Regions from separate parts of the Homo sapiens genome. Here region 2 is linked to region 1. A link is an interaction called in ENCODE POLR2A ChIA-PET data of the cell type or tissue named here. Cell type or tissue: GM12878. All regions are shown on one strand. Links, peaks and the distances in the headings refer to the core of each region. The heading gives the core; the rest is flanking DNA.

Region 1 (8,000 bases), core at 1-8,000:
TTCACTTTTCCTTAAGCTTTTTTCATAACACAACTTCAGTCTCTCAATTGTATGTTGTTTGTGATAAGTGGCATTTCTCAGACAATACACTTGAAAATTAGATTAATAAGGGAAACTTTCAAAACAACTAAAAATTCTACATAAAATATACAGCTTCAAATAGCATTTGAAAAAAACCCAGAATATACAGACTAGTCCATCTGGGTCAAGAGGGTATAAAATCTGGGTTGCATAATTCTTAGGAAGTCACAGAGCTCTGGATAGGTATTTGAGATTACTGTAAAATTAAACCATTTCTAAATTTTCTTTCGATTCAGAAATGACTTGAGTTCAAGATCTACATAATCATCACAAAAACAGATATGATAAGTATCTGCAACGATCACTTTTTTCTTCTTTCACTACAATTTATGAGTATATCCAAAAATTTAAAAGAAGTTATTGCTTTCTTCTTTAACTTTAGGTCTCATCTTTATTTGTTGGGCATTTTGTCAACTGAATTGCTCCTTCCCTCATCACTATTCAAATGAATAGGCTCTGAAGCCAGTCTAGGGATGTTGGTTTAAGATTTTTTTTTCTTTTCTTTTTTTTTTTTTTTTTTTTGAGTCAGAGTCTTGCTCTGTTTCCCAGGCTGGGGTGCAGTGGCACGATCTCGGCTCACTGCAACCTCTGCTTCCTGGGTTCAAGTGATTCTTCTGCCTTAGCCTCCCGAGTAGCTGGGACTACAGGCACGTGCCACCACGGCCGGCTAATTTTTTGTATTTTTAGTCGAGATGGGGTTTCACCGTGTTAGTCAGGATGGTCTCCATCTCCTGACCTTGTGATCCACTTGCCTTGGCCTCCCAAAGTGCTGGGATTACAGGCATAAGCCATCATGCCCGGCCGGTTTAGATTTTAGAAAGCTTAGATGAATGTGCTGGGCACGGTACAATGAGGCTGTGAGTGGGTTTCAGCTAAACTCTGCTTAGACTGGGTAGAAAAAAAACCATGGTATTTCTGAAATAAACTGTATTGACACATAGAAAGATCTGGGACCCCAAGCACTCAGCTTAATGCAGTTCAGAAGTCTGTCTCCTAGGTGGTTCTGTTACCAAAAAAAGATTCCCAGGAGAAAAGCGTGACCTGTAGTCCAGTGACTTCGACTGCTGAAGGCACTAGAAAGACAATTTCAGTGTCCCTTTTCCCTTGTCCTTGGAAATGGAAATATTTTACTTAGTTTTAATAACACTACACAACACTTGTAACTTTGGCAACACTTGTAACTTGTAACTGTTCAAGTTACACAACACAACACTTGTAACTGTTCAGAATGCACAGTACCAAACTGAATTCTAATAAGCAATCTTAACGCAGGATAGGTATTATTATAAGCATTTTACAGAAGAGGAAACTGAGGTTCAGAGTGATTTAAGTAACTTGCCCAAGGTCATATAGATGGCAGGTGAGAGCGGCAGGGAGAACGACTTCCTCAGGATATCTGTTTCAAATCCTAGTGCTCTAATTACTCGTTGCACTTTCTTGGATTCCAAAATGAAAAGCACATCTCAGGATAATACTTAAGGATGGATCAAACAATCCTGTACTCAATACAAGAGACAACCTGTGAAAGTAGATATGCCTATCTTAGGCAGACCAAAAGCAGGCAACTGTAGCACGGACATCCCCAGTGCCTTCTGTCGTCGAAGAAAGCTAATCACTGTATGAATGATCTTAATTAAATTTGAATGCATTGCTAACTGAATGCTGTGGGAAAATACCGCGTCCTTACTGGCCGCTCTTCCCATAGTACTCAGTAGCAATACATTCAAATTCAATTAAGATAATTCATAGAGTGATTAGCTTCATTATATGGTGAGACTCTGGGGACTGTCCTCTTGCCAACACTGTATGAGTGGTCTCGGTAAGATAGACACGTTCTTCTGTGCATTTTCTCTTTTAGTGGACACAAGAAATAACTCTCAGGGTGACATAATCCATGCTACTTCTAAATTCCATTGAGATAAATACAGCAGGGAAATTATGTTTTGGGGACAAGACTCAAGTTAAAAATAATCTCAAACCAGGCAATATTTTGAAACAGTTATTCTCCTTAACAGGCTGACAAGGCTCTTTTGGAGTCAGTAGGGAAGATATATCTGACCAGTGGGGAGGAAGTGGTTAGGTCCAGGCTCTTATTTCTGACCAATGGGGAGAAAGAGGTCAGGTCCAGGACTCTGCATATTCCAGTTATGAAATACCCAGTGGAAAGATTAGAGCTACATTTAATGTGAACAAGGGTAGGGGCTCAACTGCATGTATTCACCAATGGCAGACACACACTCCTGAGATAGAAACTGAACAAACAACAACACAGTACCAACCCTCTGAGCAGACCTCTAATAAACTCTATTCATATCAAGTTACCGTCAACTAATTGTTAGTATAAAGAGGGCCTCTATTCATTGAGAGGCAACGTACTTATTCATATTTATAAAGAGCCTATATATATGCATGTGTGTGCATATATATATATATAATATTTTTGAAAAGCCATCTCTGTTTCTATATTAAAGATGTTTCTATGAACAAAAAGATCTTTCACCCCTAGAACTGTGGTTTTCATATGGGTGATCAGTGATCACCCTCCCGGAGACGTTTAGCAATGTTTGGAGATGTTCTTGGTCATCACAACTGGGGAGGGATTGCCACTGGCATTAAATGGATAGAAGCCAGGAATTTGCTAACCATCCTACACGGTACAGGATAGCCCCCCACAGAAAAGAATTCTCAGACCCCAAATGACAATAGCGCTGAGGTTGAGAAACCCTGCTCCGAAAAAGGCAAGCAAAGCCAGATCCACCATGTGAAATGAACATTCTTCTAAAATAAGCTACCCAGGAATATTGCCGCAACCATTTAACATACAAAGTGGGCCCTTCACTTTACATGAAAGTCACTGAAGTGCTCTAACAATCAGCTCTGATATTCAACTGTCAGTAGTTTATAGAACTGTAAAGTTCTATACATTCTACAGTTTATAGATCTGTAAAGTTCTGTAATAAGTACAGGTTTTCAAGCTCTCATTTTGTTTGCAAACAATAAGGCAGAAATATTTTTAACAGCAAAACAAAACCAAATCTTTTTAACCTTTAAAACCTTTAAAAGTATCACTTTTTAAAGTCCTCCTTGGCTCTATTAATCAAATGCTTATTTACTTTTTCTTTCATATTTTGGATTGCTCTTTCTAAGAATTTTAAAATAAATAATTAGTGGCATATGATAAAATAGAGCAATGACAATTTTTTAAAAATACAACCATATACATGTCATCAACTGAGTCCTTAGGCAATTAGAGGCTTTTCTTTAATAAAGAGAATAACTTCTTCAGAAATTTTAATTTGTACCATAATACTAAGATCACCTTAAATTCCAAATATTATAGTAATGTTTTAATGATTAAATTCTCTATTAATATATTTTACAAGAGTTACATGCGGTTTGAGAACAGCGTGACTTCAAAAATAATGATGGAAGTAAAAGAGAATATTTAGGACCCAAATGGAATCTTCTGTTCCATATAAGACTTCACCCAGCAGCCTCTGCTAGAATACCACTGTAGAGCTAATCATTTTTGAAAGAAAGGATTGAAGGAAAGATGGAAAGCAAAACATTGACATTTGGATACCTACAGAACTAAATCTGTGGATTTCTTCTTGGTTTACTCTCCTCACAGTTCGTCTCTTCTTCCAAAATTCACTGGGCTCCCGTTTAAAAACCTTCCCTCGAAAACTCATCGTATTGCTATAATTTGAGTCACAAAATATTTCAAAATATCAATGTCGTTAAACTCTTCTCTTCTGAAGCGTCACCAGGCTGAACAAATCTTTCTTCTTGGTAAAAAGGGAAATGCTCATGCTACATGAATGTAACTCAACAGAAAGGAAAGGAAAGCTGTCAAGTTACCACTTCCTGTGAGTAACTAACTACCAGCTGTTCAGATACTGCTTTTGTGCATATATCCTCCCTCTTCACCTGCAATAAAGCAACACAAAATGACTTTGGACGTTTAAGAGAATTGTTCACAGCTAAATAAACCATATGATGTAAAACCACCCGTGCAACCAAATCAAGATTGAATTGAACAGTTAATTGACAACAGGGCTCCACGGCTGTCAAAACAGCCACCCAAACTTTATAATTCTGGTTAGACTCCAAAAGTCAACTGTAATAATATGGCTGAGGTCTGAGAATTGTGTTTAAAGCAATTGCTCTTGTTAAGTGTAGACTAAATAAGTGATCTTCCGAGGGGAGTTCCCAAAGTGATTGTTTAGAGAACAAGAAGAAGATATTAGAATTTTTTGTATATTGGCTATCTAAATAAAGAAATTATGCTTGACTATTATTTAATAGAATGCACACAGACATGGACTCCTTGAATCTGTATGTCAAATAGTTACAAAGAGCTACAGAGTTAGTTCCCTCATCTTTAGATCTTCAAGCCCTTTCTCTGGGGCTATTTAATTTAAAAGTGCAGTTCTCCCCTCAAACCCACCCAGATGCTCTTTCCTGTTTTGATTTTCTCCATCACAGTCACTGACACGTAACACAACTGTACGGTTTATTTATTTGTTTTACTCAGGGTCTCTTCCTCTACCAGGCTGTATGTTCCATGAGCATGCAATTTCATTTCATTCACTGGGTCCTCAGTGATTAGAACACGCGGCACTCAAAAGGCTTTCAGTATATATTAGTTAAATATATGTTTAATAAAGAATAAATTAGGGATTTACATTTATTATGCTTAACAATGAACCTTGTCTCATATATATATTGTGCTTTGAAATATTAGCTATTGATAAAAGCCATATAATTGATAAACAGATATACAATATAGGAGTATGTTCAGTTTTTTTCTACTAGGTGAAGCAGAAATATTTGGAGGCCACAGGACTAGGCTGTTCTCTTTTCCCCAGTAATAATTAGATTTAGTTGATAGGCACACATGTACCCCAGGCCTGAGCCATTCACCTGTCTCTACTTTGTCATGCAGTGATTTGTGCCAGACAGGGAAAAAGGGATTCTGATTATTCCTGTCTTAGCATGCAGACTGAGAAGACCTTCTTTTGAAACCAATCAGAAAAATAGCATGATGCTATAAAATGACAGCTGGGGAGATAAATTATATCATTACTTTGTAATTGGCTTAGTTAGGCAAACTAAGGATTCCACTGAGCAGAAGTCCATTGATCCCTGGTCATTTGATATTTAGAAATTCCACCATATGTCTTTAGTGCTAAACAGATTTCACCCTCAAAGTAACGCTTTGACATCTGACAGATGAACAGGTATGTTATAGTACATGCAGAATCTTCAGATTTATTATTTTTTCCTTATATGGTGTGATGAGAGTCTGACTCTGGATCACCTGATTTCCTGGGGTTAGATTATGTGTATATGTTGATGGCTAAAAATAGTATTTTATAATCCTTTTTAGATCATGAGCTCATTTTAAAATCTGATAAAAGCTATGAACCCACTCATCAGAAAAATATAAGCACTCAGAAAATGTGCATGCATGGTCAAGAGTCACAAACTTCTGAAAACCATCTGTGGATCCATCCAACAATGGTGCCTTAAATTTCTGAATCACAGTTTTAGAAGATCAGCATACTGTCTTATAACAAAGCATTGAATAATCTTGAGAAACTGTTAAGCGACTTTCTGTCTGTCTAATATTTGCATCTATTTTGTCCTCTATTCCTCTTTAGGCACCACAGTTCTTTATCCTAGAGTTCCTCCCACTTTTCAACTTCTGCAATATGAGAATGACTCATTTCTCCATTTCCTCAGCTGCTAATCATAGCTTCCTGAAATATTGGCAAAAAGAGGCATCACCCGGCAGCATATGGGGATGTCAGATAGACAGAGTCTGTGTTGATGCAAAGGAGGGGAAAATCCAGAAGCATGGCATGGAGTGTTCCATGGGATGGCACCGCTGGGCCCTCTACAGGCTTTCTTCTCCTCGTTTCTAGACCAAGCCTGTTTCTCAACCATTCTATGAGACACTCCACACCATTCCAACACATTTCTTTTCTGCTTTAGTTTTAGAAACATATTGTTAATCAAAAGTCCTAGCTAGGACAATGGGCAAGAACCAGTAATAAGGAGCAATCAGAGATTTGTTGGCTTAGTTACAAGGAGATGCCTCCAAGTTCATTAGAAAAGAAATCCAAGACCAATAAATCATCAGAATTTATTAAGTACTGTATTCAAGACATCACTGAACTTTGTGAGAAAAATAAAACACCTTTCCTAGTTTTAAGAAGCTTGTATCCTACAGAGGAGTTCATTAGAGTTTGAAGGAGTCTGGGGAAGCTTTATAGAAAAGATATCTCTAAGGTAGGCTTTGAATAATAGGTGGGAATCAAAGAGATGAATGCAGAGGAAAGCATCCTGCTGGAAAGGAAATGTAGCAGAGGGGAGGCATCAAGGTAGAATGGTTAAAATTACAGAATCATCTGGGATTCAAATCCTGGATCCATCACTTCTTAACTGTGTGTCCTTTGGCCAATCACTCACCCTTTCCAGGCCTCAGTTTTCTCATCTGTAAAATAGGGATAGCATAGTCACTACCTTATAGGTTTGTGGTGAGGATAAATAAAATGACATCTTAAAAATATCAACACATTGCCTTGCCTGGTACATAGTATGCATAACTATTAGTTACAACAAAGGCAAAAAGGCAGGCCAAAGCAGAATATTTAAGAAAAAATTAGAAATCTGCCTGTCTACTGCCCAGGGTTAAATAGGAGAGGAGAGATAGAATCAATTGAAGGTAGAAGTCAGGAGCTAGTTCATGGAAGGCTTTGAATGCCAAGATAAGGAAAAGTTTCCACTGTATCCTGAAATCATGAGGAACCACTAAAGGATTTTTGAATTATAATTACAATAGTGCTTTAGAAAGATTCATTCGGTAGCTACATGCAGGCTGGATTGCAGATAATTTGACCCAGAGATGGTTTGCATTAATCTAGATATTAACATAGGGTGGTGGAATACAGAAAATTAGGCAACAGAAACATAACCATACATTTCAGGGAAATTATAAAGATCTAGCAATTAAATAAAAAATGAGAGCTGAAATTTACTGAGCAAGTACTATGTGCTGGATGCTGGTCTAAATTTTTTATGGAACCTATTTAAATCATCCAACAACCCTGTGAGGTAAGTATTGTTATCATTGTTATCACCACTCCAGTTTTACAGAGGAATATTTGGGTTCTGGAGAAATTAAGCAATTGGCCCAAAGTCAGTAGCAGAGCTGGGATGTAAGTCCAGGGGGTCCAGCTACTGAGCCCACCGTCTTAGCCAGAAGGGAAGTTCAAAGATGCCAGGTTTCTGACTGGCCATGAAGGAGATGGGTAATATGAGTGAGGGAAAAAGGGTGGTAAGAAGGGAGGGTTTCCCCCCTTTATTTAATGTGCAATGCTGATTTAGACATGTTGAATGTTGCATCCAGAAGATTGTCAAAAGGGAAAGTCCAGCTGTTATATGTGTGCCTAGAACTTAAGAAAAAGTTAGGACTGGAGACGTGGAGCAGAAAGTCATGAAAATAACTAAATTTAAAAGTCTAAAAGTAAACTGAATTTTTGGAGAACAGATTAACAGAATTAAGAACACAGTCTTGAAGTTCCTTTACATATGGTAGATGGAGGGCAATTCAGGAAATACTGAGAAGGCATAGAGATAAAAGGGGAAATTACGGAGCCATTACAGAGCCTCAATGTCCTGGACAGGTGAGGTTAAGGAAGGTGCTGCATGGCATCTGAACAGAGATGGATGTAGGGCCTGGCAATGTCTAAAAAGATTCAGTGTGAGAGATAGACAGGCTGAAAACTAAGGACCTTGCAGTTTTGGATCTAGACATACTTGTGCTTAAATCTTCAGCTGTCTATTAGATAACGTCCAGCAAGGTATTTGACTTATCTCTGCCTAACTTTTATATGTAAGAATAGAGCAAT
Region 2 (16,641 bases), core at 3,385-11,384, 700 kb after region 1:
CCCACATTTGACTAAAGATGCATGAGTGAGCCAGGCTGAGACCAGAAAAATCACCCAGAAGACCCATAGACTCATGAGCAAGACTAAATGAGTGTCATTTTAAGACACTGAGTTTGGGTGTGGCGTGACACAGATACCATGATCTGTTTGTGTTTTGCTATTTTTTTTCCAAGTGAAAATGCTTTATTGCTTTATTATTAGGTAATAGTATAGTAGTATAATAACAGGTAAGTAGAGTATGCTCATTGACAAAAAGTTAAAGTAAAAAATGAAACTCTACTCGCCTGCCTTTTCCTTCATCATCTCACTTTAGGAAGTATTTGTGTTAAACCATCATGTTTTCATAGTTTAGGGACTGAGTATTGATAAGGAGTATGAGTTCTCCGTTATATTCATTTTTGTTACGCAACAGGAACAGCAAACCAATCTGTTGGAGTTCGGGTGTTCATTGTAATTTAGACTTCACTGTAGGCTGTTCTCTAACTTCCTGCTTGGCTCCACTTCAGCACCGGGCAGCTGTGAACTTCCAGAGTTACGACCCTCAAGGCTGCCATTCTGTGCAGTCAGATCATGCATCAGAAGACAATTCTCCACATCTGCTCTCCTTTCCAGTTCTAATTGGGTGCTTGGTGGCTTCCCCGGGGAACATTTGCCAGGTTCTGCTGCCTGGTTCTGTTCACCGTTTTCTCACTCTGCAGTTTAACTCTCCCTTTCTAAATTTGAGGAGCAAATGCATAACAGAATTCTCATTTGGAGGGGCCTTGGAGGGTACTGTAAGCTGTAGCCCCAAGACTCCCACTTTTATTTCTCTGTGGAAAACTGTGACTTCTGCTGGCTAGAATGCATGTTTATCAGAGAAAGTTTTATTTGGATTTCTCCTGATACTGGTAGTATGGCTTTGAGAAACAACCAGAAAAGGAGAACTGGGAGGGAGTTAACCATTTTAAATGGTCAAAGCATGTCTTTCTAGAGTTTGAATGTAAATAAACAGGGTACAAAATGCAAAAGGCTAATTACAAAATAATAGAAGATAATGACTCTCACATTTCAAGGCGAAAAGCTTGACTGCAGAAGCAGAGCTTGCAAAGGAGTTGATCGAAATGAATATTGTTGTCCTTAACTGAACTCTCATTTCTAGCCTAGGAAAGTGGTTAGAGGCTGAGAGAGACAGAGACTAGATATTAGAGAGAATTTTAAATAGACTCTAGATATTAGAGAGAATTTTAAATAGACTCTAGATATTAGAGAGAATTTTAAACAGACTCGTGTGTTTGTGTGTGTGTGTGTGTGTGTGTGTGTGTGTGTGTGGTGTGGGAGGGGGGTGAGAGAGAGAGAGACAGAGAGAGAGAGACAGAGAGATGAGTGTCCATCCAATAGAAGAGGGGTGAGAAGTGTCTCCAGCAGTGGAAAGTCAAATGAGAGAGACTTTAATGGAACCATTCAGAAAAGTTGATATTATTTCTAACAGTTTGAGGGATAGAGTGGAAGGAAAAAGCACAAGAGACTGGGTGAATGGTCTGTGACCACAGAGAAAGTTGCTTAGCAAGTAACTGTTCGGCTGCTGATGGTGGGTTAAAGATGTGTATAAAGTGTGTTTTCTATGGACCAGATTTGGTCCTGGAGAGGAACTCTGGAGGTGGCCTAGACCATGAGAGTGCCTGGGGCAGCCAGGACTCTCAGGACGTGTTTCAAGGTGCCCTACAGGATACCCAGTTACCCACAAAAGACAGAGAGCGAACAACCATGATGTCTCCAGGTGAGAGATGGCCAACCAATCAGAGGAGGCCTTCAGGGACACTGGAAAGCACCCCAAGAAGACAGAGCTTCAGTGTCAAACACCTTTCCCAGCCAGAGGGTGAGAGACACTAGCCCGTGCCAGGCCCTTGAAGAACCTTTCCTTTCCCCATCTCTCCTGCTCTCTCCTGTTTCTGCCCAGATGAGAGCAGGCATTGTGGGGACCAAGTTGGGAACAGAGGTGGAAGAACAGGGAGAGGAGGCCAAGACAGAGGCCATCTCTTCTGTTTGCCAGGAGCTGGCCCAAAGTGGGCCAAGGGAGAAGTGTTTCCTTGAGATAATATTCATAGTTTTGATTAATGTAAGTAACTGGGCACTTAAGTTATTACTTCAGTAAGACTTTTTGTAACTAAAAGAAACTGAAAGATTTTTAATCATCAAAGTGAAAAAAAAAAGTCTTGGGACTCAGTAGAGAGTTTCTCTAAAGCACAAGAAAGACCTTTGCTCCCCCAGAACAGGTTGGTACAGCTCTGGCTTCTGGGGAGAAAAAAATAATACAGTTTTCTGATGCATATAAGATCCTGTATGTTCAAACAAACAGTTAAATTGACAAGTTTAAAGAGAACAGACTCTGGTATAATTTTTAAAAATTGCTCTAAGGTTATTGCAGATTATATATAACCTGAGTTGTGGAATTTAAGTTTATTACCTTTGTGGGTTATCTGTGACCTGTTTAAAATAATGTCTTATTTTTATTATACCAGAGCTTTTAAAATGCCTTTATGTGTACTGTCTCATCTGTACTTCACAAAAACCTGTGCATCAGTGGGCTGGTATCATTATCTGACATTTTTTTCTTTTTTTTTGGTGATAAAACTGAGGCTCAAGAGAAATCAAGTCAATTGCCCAGATTCACTGATAAGTAGTAGATTCAAATAAAGAAATGAACTTTGGGTTTCTGACTCCTACTACAGCTCTCTTCCCATGATTTAATTAGGCTGGGTTTCTCTATTTCCACCTCTGTGCTCCCAGGTTTATTCATTTATTCACATTCGCTTATTCTTTCATTTATTCATCTATTTTATTCAATATAAAATTACCAACCATTGAGTACATGCCAGTGAGGGAGAGAGCCATTACAGAAATGACAAAATTTTAAAACTGTAATTACAATCGGTGATGAAAGGAGAGTGACAGGGCGCTTCCTTTAGAGTGTGTTTCAACGCATCCTAATAACCTGGGGACTGAGCTCTCAAGGTGAGTTAGGAGGAAGAGCAATCAAGGAAGAGGACGTAGTAGATGCCAGAACTCTGTGACGCCATGACCCACATAATTGAGGAGCTAAAAGGAGGGCAGAGAAGAAGCTAAGAACCTGACAAGGGTGAGGGTGAGCCAGCCACATCCATGACTCGGGTCTTACCTGAAAATGACAGGAAGCCATTTATGGATTTTTAACCCAGGGCTTATGTGATCACATATACAGAGTCAGCTAATTTATGATCACCCATCCTAAACCAAGAGAAACAGATTTATGGAGATCAACGTGAACAGGCTGCCCCAAATAACCTGCCTTATAAATCCGAAGGAGAACTGTTATCTTCGCTCTCTAACCCATGAGATTTCACCTTTCCTATACCTAATTGAGAGGTGTTTTTCACTGATTGTTGGTATCTATAAAAATTAATTATTGAGCACCTGAGCAGCCATGTTACACATGTGTTTTTGTTGTTTTTTTCAAAAATCAGCAACATTATGTATGCTTGTCTTTCTTTGGTCCAGTCATTTACTCACTCAGTGAGAACACTATGAGGTGACAAAAGGATGACCCCTGCCTTCAAGGAGCTTATTTATATCTGTGATCTCAGTTGGTTTTATACAGCAAGGGAGCCTTAGTGCCTCTGATTCAGTAAAACAGGGAACTAGTCCTAGTCTTTGCTGCTTTGTGAAATTTCGTCAAACCCTTTGTGTTCTTATTCCCATTTTTTTTTCTAGGAAGGTGGTTAGCTAAAGTTATGGGATCAGCCTAGAGTCAAGGAATTTGGTGATATTAACTGATGTGTGTGTACATATATAAAGCCATGAGGCTACTTACGGGTTTTAAACATAAGTTTCATATTGTTAGATCTGCAAAGTCAGCTAATTACCTGTTACCATATTTTATATATGCATTATATTCATACACACACATATTTCCCCTTTAACTTGGTTTCTGCTAAACACATGCATACAGTATGATACCGTATACTATATAGATACCCTGAACACTGCTAGAAAAAAATACAACTTGATAGTAATTTCATTCTCAGTAGAGAAATTCTGGATTCCAACTATTCTGATTCTATTGGGGAAAACAATTAGGTAGAAACCATTGGGATGATGCAGAAAGTGCCTTTCCTTGCCTTGCCTCTCAATACAAGATTAATTCTGCTTGAGAACCACAATGACAGTGTGCTGACTCCAGTTTTGACTGTAGCATCAGTGACAGGTGTCTGTCACGGCAGGGCGGTGGTTCCACCCTGTGCCCTCTCCTAGAGGAGTCCACCCTGACATTGCTCCTAGACCACAGCTGTTAGATTCCTTTGGAAAGGCCCTGTGGAGATGCTGCACCAACAGTGTTCACGAAGAATGCCCTTTCTGTTTCTGCGAAAAGCCACAAAAGACATTATAAAATAGAAGACTCTGTCTGAATTATGCTAGGCATTTACAAAGACTAGTTCTGGAAGTTTTGTAATCGGCCCAGAATACGTATCAAATAATATGTTTATTGTCATCTACTGTCCAACACAGGAACTGCAATCCCTCAAACACACACACACACACACACACACACACACACACACACACACACACAAACACACACACAATTTTTTTTTTTTAAGGTTATAAAGTACTTAGTTGAAAATTTGATAATGTAGGCCAGGTGCGGTGGCTCACGTCCGTTATCCCAGCACTTTGGGAGGCCGAGGTGGGTGGATCACGATGTCAGGAGTTCAAGACCAGCCTGGCCAACATGGTAAAACCCCATCTCTACTAAAAATACAAAAACTAGCTGGGCGTGGTGGCACGTGCCTGTAATCCCAGCTACTCAGGAGGCTGAGGCAGGAGAATTGCTTGAACCAGGACCCGGGAGGCAGAGGTTGCAGTGAGCCAATATTGTGCCACTGGATTCTGGCCTGGGCTACAGAGTGAGACTCCATCTCAAAAAATAAAAAAAGAAAACTAGTCAATGTAATTTAGATTTTTTTTTTTTCTGGAAACATGGGGAAGGTGAACAGATGGAGAAACATGGCTTTTTATCCATGTGAAACATAAAAATCATCTTTTAGAGTGGGCTTATACTTTAAAATATTATTTAGAATAATTCAATCAATAAATGCTTAATGAGTCCTTATCAAGGATCAGTTATCATGTTACTCAGGGAACTATACTGAGAAAAGAGACAGACATGGTTCCTGCTTTCAAAGAGCATGGAGCTTAGTAGAGGAAGAAAGGGAAGGAAGGACCAAGTGTACCAGGCAGAGTGAAGTAGTGTGATTAAAATCCTACAGTAAAAGAAGGCAGGGAGCTTAGGATAAACCGGGGCAGTGTGCTGGGGGCAAGGCTACTGATGAAGCTGGTCGTATAAGCTGAGCTGTGTGTACCATTGTGTGGAAGTGGTATGTAATTTATTATAAGCAGGGAAGCTAAAAAAAATCAGATTGACCCCCAATAATAAAAACCACTAACATTTCTTGAGATTTTAGTACATGGTTTTTGCTATGGAAAAATCTTAACATGTATTATCTTATTTAATTCTTACAGAAATCCTGTGAACTAGGTACCATTATTTCTCCCATTTTATCTGTGAACAAACAAGTGTAGAGAGGTCAAGCAAATTTCTCCTGGTTGTTCAGCTAGGAAGTGATGGGAGTTTAGCAAACCTTGTGAAAAGGTATAGCTCTTTCCCAAAAGCTCCAGCAGAAGTATGAAAGCCACTCTCATTGACTGACTTTGGTCACATGTCCATCCCTGTACCAGTCAATGAGACCAAAGGGATAGAATAATCGATTGGACAGACTTGATTCATGTGGCCACTTCTGGAGGTAGAGTTGAAGTCAGCTCTTACTACAGAACCATAAGAACTAAGATAACTGGTGATACTGTTCTCTGAAGAAAAATCAAATTACTATTCCAGAAAAAGAGGAAATTGATTTTAGACAGAGAAAAATGACAGATGACCATTACCTCTCCTAAATGTTTATTTTTAAATAAATTTGTATGGGTGTTTAAAAACTATTTACTACCAAAACTTTTATCAACAGTGTTAGAACATTTGAACAAATAGCAAACTTGAGTTATGCATAATTCTATCAACATTGTTACTAAAAAACAAATACACAGACAAAAACAAAAATGCTGACCAGAAAACAGGAGTAAAATAAATGACCTTAATAAACTAGCTCATGATTAATCAAGAGTATCTTTGAGGTCATTCAATTATTTTAACAAATTTCATTTACTAGCGTCAAAGAATCAATGAGTAGAACCTTGGAATTTGCTTCTTGTTATAGATGATAAAAAATCCCCCGAGAGTTTGTATAACTTCCCTCAGGTCTCATGGGCAGAAAACAGTGTTTCTTGGATTTTGCCATAGAGATTTTTCCAGGAAAGCATTTCCTAACTGGTGGTTCCCAAATCCCTTGAAATTTTGAAAGGATTTCCCATGTTCCTTGTGCTTAAACATGGCATTTTCCTATGTTTTATTGTTTTAAAATACACAACTGGCAAATTAATTGTATAAAAAGTTACCTTTTCTTTTTTTCGGCTCCCTTATAATCTTTTTTTTTAATTTTATTATTATTATACTTTAAGTTTTAGGGTACATGTGCACAATGTGCAGGTTAGTTACATACGTATACATATGCCATGCTGGTGCGCTGCACCCACTAACTTGTCATCTAGCATTAGGTATATCTCCCAATGCTATCCCTCCCCCCTCCCCCACCCCACAACAGTCCCCAGAGTGTGATGTTCCCCTTCCTGTGTCCATGTGTTCTCATTGTTCAATTCCCACCTATGAGTGAGAATATGCGGTGTTTGGTTTTTTGTTCTTGCGATAGTTTACTGAGAATGATGATTTCCACTTTCATCCATGTCCCTACAAAGGACAAGAACTCATCATTTTTTATGGCTGCATAGTATTCCATGGTGTATATGTGCCACATTTTCTTAATCCAGTCTATCATTGTTGGACATTTGGGTTGGTTCCAAGTCTTTGCTATTGTGAATAGTGCCACAATAAACATACGTGTGCATGTGTCTTTATAGCAGCATGATTTATAGTCCTTTGGGTATATACCCAGTAATGGGATGGCTGGGTCAAATGGTATTTCTAGTTCTAGATCCCTGAGGAATTGCCACACTGACTTCCACAATGGTTGAACTAGTTTACAGTCCCACCAACAGTGTAAAAGTGTTCCTATTTCTCCACATCCTCTCCAGCACCTGTTGTTTCCTGACTTTTTAATGATCGCCATTCTAACTGGTGTGAGATGGTATCTCATTGTTTTGATTTGCATTTCTCTGATGGCCAGTGATGCTGAGCATTTTTTCATGTGTTTTTTGGCTGCATAAATGCCTTCTTTTGAGAAGTGTCTGTTCATGTCCTTCACCCACTTTTTGATGGGGTTGTTTGTTTTTTTCCTGTAAATTTGTTTGAGTTCATTGTAGATTCTGGATATTAGCCCTTTGTCAGATGAGTAGGTTGCGAAAATTTTCTCCCATTTTGTAGGTTGCCTGTTCACTCTGATGGTAGTTTCTTTTGCTGTGCAGAAGCTCTTTAGTTTAATGAGATCCCATTTGTCAATTTTGACTTTTGTTGCCATTGCTTTTGGTGTTTTAGACATGAAGTCCTTGCCCATGCCTATGTCCTGAATGGTAATGCCTAGGTTTTCTTCTAGGATTTTTATGGTTTTAGGTCTAACGTTTAAGTCTTTAATCCATCTTGAATTGATTTTTGTATAAGGTGTAAGGAAGGGATCCAGTTTCAGCTTTCTACATATGGCTAGCCAGTTTTCCCAGCACCATTTATTAAATAGGGAATCCTTTCCCCATTGCTTGTTTTTCTCAGGTTTGTCAAAGATCAGATAGTTGTAGATATGCGGCGTTATTTCTGAGGGCTCTGTTCTGTTCCATTGATCTATATCTCTGTTTTGGTACCAGTACCATGCTGTTTTGGTTACTGTAGCCTTGTAGTATAGTTTGAAGTCAGGTAGTGTGATGCCTCCAGCTTTGTTCTTTGGCTTAGGATTGACTTGGTGATGCAGGCTCTTTTTTGGTTCCATAAAAAGCAATGAAAGTTTATTAGGAACAAAAAGAATGTCCAGGCACACTTCCTCATGCCTGTAATCCCAACAGTTTGGGAGGCCAAGGTGGGCAGATCATCTGAGATCAGGGGTTCGAGACCAGCTTGGCCAACATGGTGAAACCCTGTCTCTGCTAAAAATACAGGTTAGCCGTCCATGGTGGCATGCACCTATAGTTTCAGCTACTCTGAATGCTGAGGCAAAAGAATCACTTGAACCCGGAAGGTGGAGGTTGCAGTGAGCTGAGATCACGTCACTGCACTCCAGCCTGGGCAGAAAAAAAAAAAAAAAAGAAGAAGAAAAAAGCTAACTAATAAATTACATAGTCCTACTGGTACCTACTTAATAAAATTGATGATGGTGAGTTACAGACCTGGAAACATCTCATTGTATTGTCTTGATAATTGTTTACTCAAAGGAGTTAAAATGACTGTGTTCCTCCCTCCTTCTCTCCTTCATTCCCTCCTTTCCTTTCTTTTTTCTTCTTTCTTCCTTTTCCTTCCTCTCTGTTTCCCTCCTCCACTGCCTTTCTCTCTCTCTCTTTCTGAATCAACCTCTTTCTCATTTTTTTCTTATTCTCTTTACACTTGATCTTCACTAAATTGCACAAGTGAGTCAACTTTTACTTCTGGGATGATACTAGAAGAGTTTTCAAAGGAAGAAATATTTCCTTGGACTTAGGAAGAACAAGTGCCTTCTAGTTAATAATTAATCTCTCAATTAGGATTTCCTTGGGGTAGGAAAGCTCTGTCTTAGATCTCTTTCCAGGTATGTGCCCCTTGTTGGTGGACCCCAAAATTCTTGGCAATTATTCTATTAAAATTCAGGATCAAAACTTATTGTCCAGTGTCATGACTCCTCAGCCTCACCGTTCAAGTCTCAAAGAGCATTGCATTTCCAAAGGTAGGTGAGCCAAACATTGCATTTAGATGCACAGATCCTAAAGGATCTGTGAGAGGCTTGATTTGAATCTTTTCTAGAATTTTCAGGATTGCTTCAGATAATTCTTTTGGTCAAGTTAGTTGAGCTGAACAATTGCACTTTGATGTCACAGGCCTAAAGGATCTCTGAAAGGCATGGTTATAATTAGAATATTTTCTAGGATTTTCATGATTGCTTGAGATAATTCTTTTGGTCAAAGAAACCTTGGTGGATGCAACCTTGTAAGGATTTGTTTCATCAGCCTGGTCTCAGAAACACCATAGGAAATTCCAAATGCATTTAGGTTAGGAATGATGTGAAACTGAAAGAAGAGCCAAAATAAATGGGATAAACAAAAATCTCACCATTTAAAAAATATTCCTGCTGGCTGGGCACGGTGGCTCATGCCTGCAATCCTAGCACTTTGGGAGGCCAAGGCGGGCAGATCACGTGAGGTCGGGAGTTTGAGACCAGTCTGACCAACATGGAGAAAACCCATCTCTACTAAAAATACAAAATTAGCCAGGCGTGGTGACGCCTGCCTGTAATCCCAGCTACTCAGGATGCTGAGGCAGGAGAATCACTTGAACCTGGGAGGCAGAGATTGCGGTGAGCCAAGATTGCGCCATTGCACTCCAGCCTGGGCAACAAGAGCAGAACTCGGTCTCAAAAAAAAGTTCCTGCCATGTGATACCATTAAGCAGCAGTGTTATGGACTGTATGTGTGTGTGTCTGTGTGTATCTGCCAGTGTATGTATGTGTACATTATGAATATATGGTAATGATCTTACTCTATCCCTGCATATGGAGTCATATTCCATGCTGGTATCGAACATTAGACCACTGGGTGACCTCATTGTAGAACTAGCCCACACAGGGTACTTGGCTAGTAGTTTAATTTGCCATGTTCAATGGGTGGTTAGTGATTTATATTGCAGTGCCTACTGGGGCTTGATGAACCTAGACATGATCTGGACTGGCATCCTATGGGGGTAGAGCAAGACGTTTCCAGGTCACGGTGACATTTGGAGTTTGCTTGGATTTTGGTGAGGTGTAGTCTGTGCATTGGAAATAATGTTGCCTACAGTGAAAACAGGTTTGGTCTGACCAGAAACCAATAAAAGGGGAAATTAATCTTTAGGTACCTTAGGTGATATAAAAGCCTTTGATCTGGTTAGATAATCTTTTTTCATCAGATGATAATATCTTCAACATAAACTGGAAAAAATCTCTATAGTAAATAATTATTTGTCATCCTTTTCTAGGAAAAAAAAAATACTGAATTTTCTCATTCCATGTGACCAAATGTGCTAAGCTAGTCATGGCATGTATGGAAACATTGGCTTATTATGGAAACATGTCAACCAGGGTTCTGATGGATGCTTTGCTTGTTGTTTTATATAATAAAGGATGATTCCTTAAGGTATGCAAGGATTTAGGCATCCTGGGAAATGAGGTTAATTTATAAGTTACTAGGATATTGTATCTATGTCATCATATGATACACTTGTGTTTAAACAGCCTCAGAGAGAATCCAGTGGTATTTTCAAGAATGGGTGGGCAGACGTTAAACACCCGCACAAAATCAAGGGAGAATTTTCAAATGCCGTGCCTTCTCTGTAGGACCCCAGAGGGTCACATCCCCTCTAACTGGAATCACTGCCATGGTAAGTAGGCGAGAGAGGCTTGAAACTAGGTCTTATAACAGGTTCTTTGTTACATCATTGCCTCCTTGCTTTGAGGAGTTGCAGTGACCTTTTCTAGGTTAATTTGAGTATCTTCAGTGAAAGAAAAATACATAATAATTGAATGCTTATTAGGTGGTTCCTACCGGCAAAAATGCTGAAAACCACAACAAGCAGTGCAAATGCTATCTAAGTGATAAGGCAGTTCAGAAGAGAGAAAGAAGAAAACAAGATCACAGGATGCTTTTCAATAAAACTACACTTTGAACTAGGTCTTAGAAAATGGTGAGATATGGTTTGATTAAAGTCCATGCTTGGCAACAACTTGAGGTGAAAGGTGAAAGAATCAAAAGTCGATACCAAGAGGGTAGATCAAATTATATATATATGTGTGTGCATACATATGTGTGTGTGCATATGTATGTATATAATTTATTTATTTATTTTTTGAGATGGAGTTTTGCTCTTGTTGCCCAGGCTGGAGTGCAATGGCATGGTCTTGGCTCAGTGCAACCTCTGCCTCCCAGGTTCAAGTGATTCTCTTGCCTCGGCCTCATGAGTAGCTGGGATTACAGGCATCCGCCACCACGCCCAGCAAATTTTTGTATTTTTAGTAGAGATAGGGTTTCACCATGTTGGCCAGGCTAGTCTCGAACTCCTGACCTCAGGTGATCTGTCTGCCTTGGCCTCCCAAAGTGCTGGGTTACAGGTGTGAGCCACTGCACCCGGCCCAAATAGTATATATTTTAGAAAGCAAGAAGCAGTGGAAAATAGAGTGGATCCGATCAGATGGAGCCAGGTCACAGAGGACCTCTGGAAAATAGACGTTTTTCATGATAATAAATATGGAATAATTGAACATTTTTGAACAAGATGAGTGGCCTAAAGTATCTAGGAAACACAGTCTGCATTGTGTCTAAGTTAGATGTGAGCAGAGAGATTATGGGGAGGTTTCTGAGATGAGTTGAGATAACTATAAGAGCCATTGCAAGGGGGAAAAAAAGCAAATTCCAACAGGACTAAATTTATAGAGAGAGGAAAAGAAAGCTCTAAACTGAAAAAGTACAAGATTTGGACCCTAAGACTTTAGGAAAATGGAGGTGATGTTTCTACTATACATAGGAAAAGTAGAAGGAAGATCCAAGATATTGAGAAGAAGCTGGAACTTGGTTTGCATCCTGAAGCAATGTAGACAGCCTAGGGACCAGGAAGCACAGGGGCTCAAAATCAAAAAGGAGCATGGGAAGGGGACAGAGCTATGGGAACCTGCATTTGACTCCAAGGGAAAACATTATCTTTGAAACCATGCGACTGCTGATGTTCTTAAGAGAGAAGGTGCAGAGGGAAAAGGCCAAGCAAGAAACAAGTTGATGAAGCTAAAAGGACATTGGGTTGAGAGAGAGGTGAAGGAATGCATATCACAGGTGGAAAGAGAGTCATTTTCCAGAAAGAGAATGTAGTTGGTTTCATTAAAAGTAGCAGGAGGAATAGAGGTAAGGGTCACTATGCACGTACTTGTGCAAGTGCGTGTGTATGTGTGTGTATGTGTGTAGGGGGTGAGAGCTAGCATTCACTAAAAGCACTTGTTATGTGTCTGGTGTTTTTCTATGAATTTTGCATGTAATTCAGTTTATCTGTTTACTTAGCACTAGCTCAACTCTTCTCCACTAACCTGGAAACCAGGATATTTCACTATTACTATTTCCTTATAATAGGCAAGCAATACATTCTGAAATGCTTTTGACTTCTGGATCGGTTGGAAAGTAAAGTCTGTGGATCCAGGATACTTCCCACTTCAGATTTTGCTGCCCATTCAGTCCTTTTGGCAGGTGTTAATTACTGCAGCTTCTTCAGGGTCTCTCCTTGCCCTGCTCCCCAGAACACAGTGGATACTCTGATAAATGATATCACAGCACCCTCTACGTCTTCCTTCTAACATATTTCCTAATTTTTGGCAAATGATTTTAGGTTTAATGTCTCTCCCCTGAGAATACATAAACGTCATTAGAATATGGAGTCTCCAACTCCTGGGCTCAAGTGATCCACCCGCATCAGCCCCACAAAGTGCTGAGATTATAGACATAAGCCATTGTGCCTGGCCCATCATTTGTTGTTTAATGTCTATGTTTAGTGCATAGACTGTGCAGTCCCTTAGGGCAATATTGGGATTTTGGTCACAACTCTCTGGCAAGTTCCTGGCACATAGTAGGCATAAAATACATAGATGCCGAATGTTGAATAAGTGACTAAATTCATTTTATTTGAGAAGAACTAAAACTTGAATAATGAAAACAATTGTTTAAGATCATACACCTAGCAGAGTCAGATTCAAAATTAGCTCTAAGTCCAAACCTTGTTTATTGTCTTTTATTGTTTTCCTCTAAATCAGAAGTACAGAGAAAACACTATTTTATTTGCCAAGAAAGAAAACTATTAGTTCCCTTAGGAGAATAATATTAATAGAGAGGTGAAGCATTGTTGAATAGGTGGAAACAGGACTGAGAGAGGAAAGGTGCATATGGGTGAGAGTGTATGAGTCTGTGTGTAAGTAGGCGTAAGCTTACTCATTCTGTGTGTCTGCATGTTGTGTCTGAGAGGGGTTGGGAGTGGAGGAGTGGAAGGCAATTGATGGAAACTGAAGTTGGCAGTGAACCATTCATGCAATGCAGATATAGTCAATGCTTTTCTCTGAAGTGCGATTCATATAGAAATGGCATGAGGATAGTGCACCTCCCCAGCGTGAGCAACACATTTTCTTTTCTTCCAACGGAATTGGGCACATTCTGGCTCTCTGGCACGCGTGTCAGTTCTCAGTACCGTAGTTATGTCATATTATTTAAAGCCAGTTGTTCGATGAGTTTAATTTTTAGGTCAAGTTTATAAAGAAAGGCTTTTTGAAAAGCACTTGTTTATTTATTAGGCAAAGACTGGATGTGGAGAACCTTAGGTTTCTAATTTGTAAGTTGAGGATATTGATAGCTAACTCCGTAGCTCCAAAGAGAGTTCTTAGGATTAGAGATAATTTAGGTGTAACTCCTCACAGAAGCTGGAATGTACTAGGCACTCAAAAACCAACAGCTTACACTGAAGTTTGTGATAAAGTATAAATGTCCATTTTTCTTTCTATGACTTGTTTTTCCTTTGTCAAATATCTTCAAATATGTCTTTAAATTAATCATCTCTACCTCCCAAATATCCTGTACTTTCTGGATGAAGGGAACTCTTTCAGTCCTCAAACTGTAATCTCTAAAGCATCCTGTCAGTGGCCTAGGCAGCTAATTTGGGCTCCTCAAATTAGAGAAGAGGTAGGAGAAAGCTTTTTAAGTTGGAAAAATAATATTATGAAAGATAGTAAAAGTCTTGGAAGACAGTTATAAAATTTAATGAAAATCAAGATGAGTTGAAGAAATGTTACATTGAAAACATGATGATAGTATTCATGGAAGGAAGGAAAACAGAACATTTGGAGAAGGGATAGAAGACATTTTAGGACACAGAAATCCTACGGATCAAAGCTAAAAGTGAAACATTCAAAATAGTCATGGTACTTGCTTGTTCTCCTAATGGGTTGTTGTTGCTCCAGGGATGACTCCATAGAAACCAACCCTAAGTGAGGTAAAATGTGCAAAGGCACAAGGCCTGTGCTTCTGAGAGTTGTTCCCCAGAAGCCAATCTGGGTATAAAGCTCCTTTTAGAGTCAACTGCCATGAAAGTGTTTTATCACCTGCTACTTATTAGCAAACATCAGGAGCATTTTGTATATTCCAAGAATAAGTAGCGAAACAAACAGAAAGACTGAAAAGCCACTTCATTATTCCAGATGTCAGTCAGCTAATATTGTGTCTTTTTCCGCTTGTTTCCAGAGCCTAAAGTAAGCTGCAAATTAGGCCGGTCTGCGTCGACGTCAGGTGTGCCTCCTCCATCAGTCACTCCCCTCAGGCAAAGCAGTGACCTGCAACAGAGCCAGGTACCATCATCGTTAGCCAATCGTGATTGACTTCCTGTGATACAACTTGCCAAATGCTTCCCACCTCTGTCTGTCCTGTTGCTGTAGACAACTTTCGCATTTGCTTTTATTTTTCTATGTGTGTATGGGTTAGGGGATGCGGGGGATGAGTTCTGGCAGTCTGTGTTTTCATTTGAAAAAGAATATCTTTCTTCCTTGTGATTGGTGGTGAAACTTTCTTTGCTGTTTGTTACCAAATCGTTTTTGTCTCTGGTTTCCATCATTCTGTAATATAAATGTAGTAAACTTGTACTATATGTATTGGCTTAGTGGTTCTTTTTTAAATTCTTTCTCTCTTTCATGTTTTGTGTACTTTTATACTGTCTCTGAAAATTTATCAATATTTGATAAATTTATCTACTTTGTTTTATGTAGATTTCTTTTTAAATGTTTTGTCCAGAACACTCGCACAGATGTTGTCAATGAATTTGTACATATTTCTTAGCTCTTATCCTATTATACTGTAATATTTCTGGTGGTTTTATTTTTATTTAGCTTGGAGCATGACTGTAAGACACTGTTGAATATTGATGTCCTTATAAATATTCATATCCCGATTCATTTGGATTGAGTATGGCAGCTAGTCTTTCTTCTTTCTTAGGCTATTGACTGGCCTAAGACAATTTGACTGGCCAGACAAATTGACTGGCCAGATAATCTAGATATTTAACAAAAACTGCAGATTAATAAGGCAACCTTTAAATGAATGACTTTTCTCTCTTATACCAACAATATCAGAAATGTTCTCAGAAAGGGAATGTAAGTGTTCATGCATGGTAAATGAGATCTCAATTATCACTTGGAGAAAAGAGACAAGAAATAAAGGCATAAACTGAAATATCATTTAATCCTTTACAGCATAATATGTTGCTCTGATGTTCGTTTGGGTACGTGGTTGTGGATGGGGAATTAGTATGGGGAAAAATCACTACACATAAATGTCCTATCTTTAGCTCACCCAATAGGAATTCAATACATTGACTTAATTTGTGAGGCTTAATTGTCGTTACTGTTAAGTATTATAGGTGTTAAGTAGGGTGGTGTCATTCTGGAATGTTTTCTCTCTGCTTCCTAGCTTCAATCTTTGCATTCATGAAACTCTTCTGAAATAGCAACTTATAAAACACTGATGATACCTCCAAGGGAACTGCCCATTACTGATGAGAAAATTACATATTCATCTATTATTTTAAATGTCAGGCTATTTTAAAAACATAACTAAGTAGAATAATTGCGTTTTCTTCTAATGAGAGACATTGTGCCTCTTAGTGTTTTTGTCTGACTTAAATATGCAAAATAGTTGATTTATAAATATATGAGGTATCTGCAAATACAAGAAATGAGAGGCTTCTCTCAAGGGTATCTCAAGTACCATTTAGAATTTCTTGTGTCTTAATTTAAAATTTAAATGCCTTTATATAAATGTTAAATGCCTTTATAACTAAATGTACCAACTCAAACACTTTTTGGATATAAAAGAAGTAGAAACAGTAAGACACTGAATAAAATAAATAAGATAAACTGCCAACTTAGCTAATTAAAGCTATTCCAAAAATATTGTACTTACCAACATTTAAAGCTTAAAAACATTGGGTACTGAAAGAAGAGAAGTTTAGCTAATTGGCAGAGGATTGCACTAATACAATCAAGTTTTCAAGTTTATGACCCTTGCTAGTATATTACCTTCAATATCTCAGAGATGTTTTGTATTATTTGTTTTGTTTTGCTTTTTTCCTAGTTGTCTTTATAGCTGTTTCACCCTAAGCCCCTTCAAACTCTCAATGAAAGCAGGTTCTTGGGATAAACTTCCAGAATAGAGACAAGGTATACCCTTTGTGCCTTTGCATTATCAACTCTTTGTTCACCTGATGGGAAGTTCTTCGTTTTTCAAAATGTAGCAAGGGAGAAAGCCCAGGACGCCTTTATATGCTGTTAGTTTCCTTACCTGCTG

What was found. Peaks named below come from ENCODE experiments on the same cell type or tissue, not always from the same donor. Only the 100,000 strongest peaks of a DNase experiment are listed, where the experiment ranks them.
Region 2: POLR2A ChIA-PET joins it to region 1 with 10 read pairs; 2 of 35 experiments call an interaction of 5 or more read pairs at or near these places.

What each region holds. Positions count from the first base shown.
Region 1 is chr2:224,943,179-224,951,178 of GRCh38, forward strand. The region is part of intron 1 of DOCK10 (dedicator of cytokinesis 10); the gene reads right to left. Among named protein-coding and RNA genes, the nearest start is that of MIR4439, 63 kb to the right of the region's middle. RefSeq lists an enhancer at 804-933. In GM12878, for the core only: no CTCF peak of the experiment used is centred there; a DNase peak (open chromatin) is centred at 3,939; H3K4me3 peaks cover 3,678 bases; H3K27ac peaks cover 6,345 bases.
Region 2 is chr2:225,636,885-225,653,525 of GRCh38, forward strand. It overlaps NYAP2 (neuronal tyrosine-phosphorylated phosphoinositide-3-kinase adaptor 2), which reads left to right. Exons shown (of 8, transcript NM_001371273.1): 7 at 14,548-14,651. Among named protein-coding and RNA genes, the nearest start is that of NYAP2, 250 kb to the left of the region's middle. In GM12878, for the core only: no CTCF peak of the experiment used is centred there; no DNase peak of the experiment used is centred there.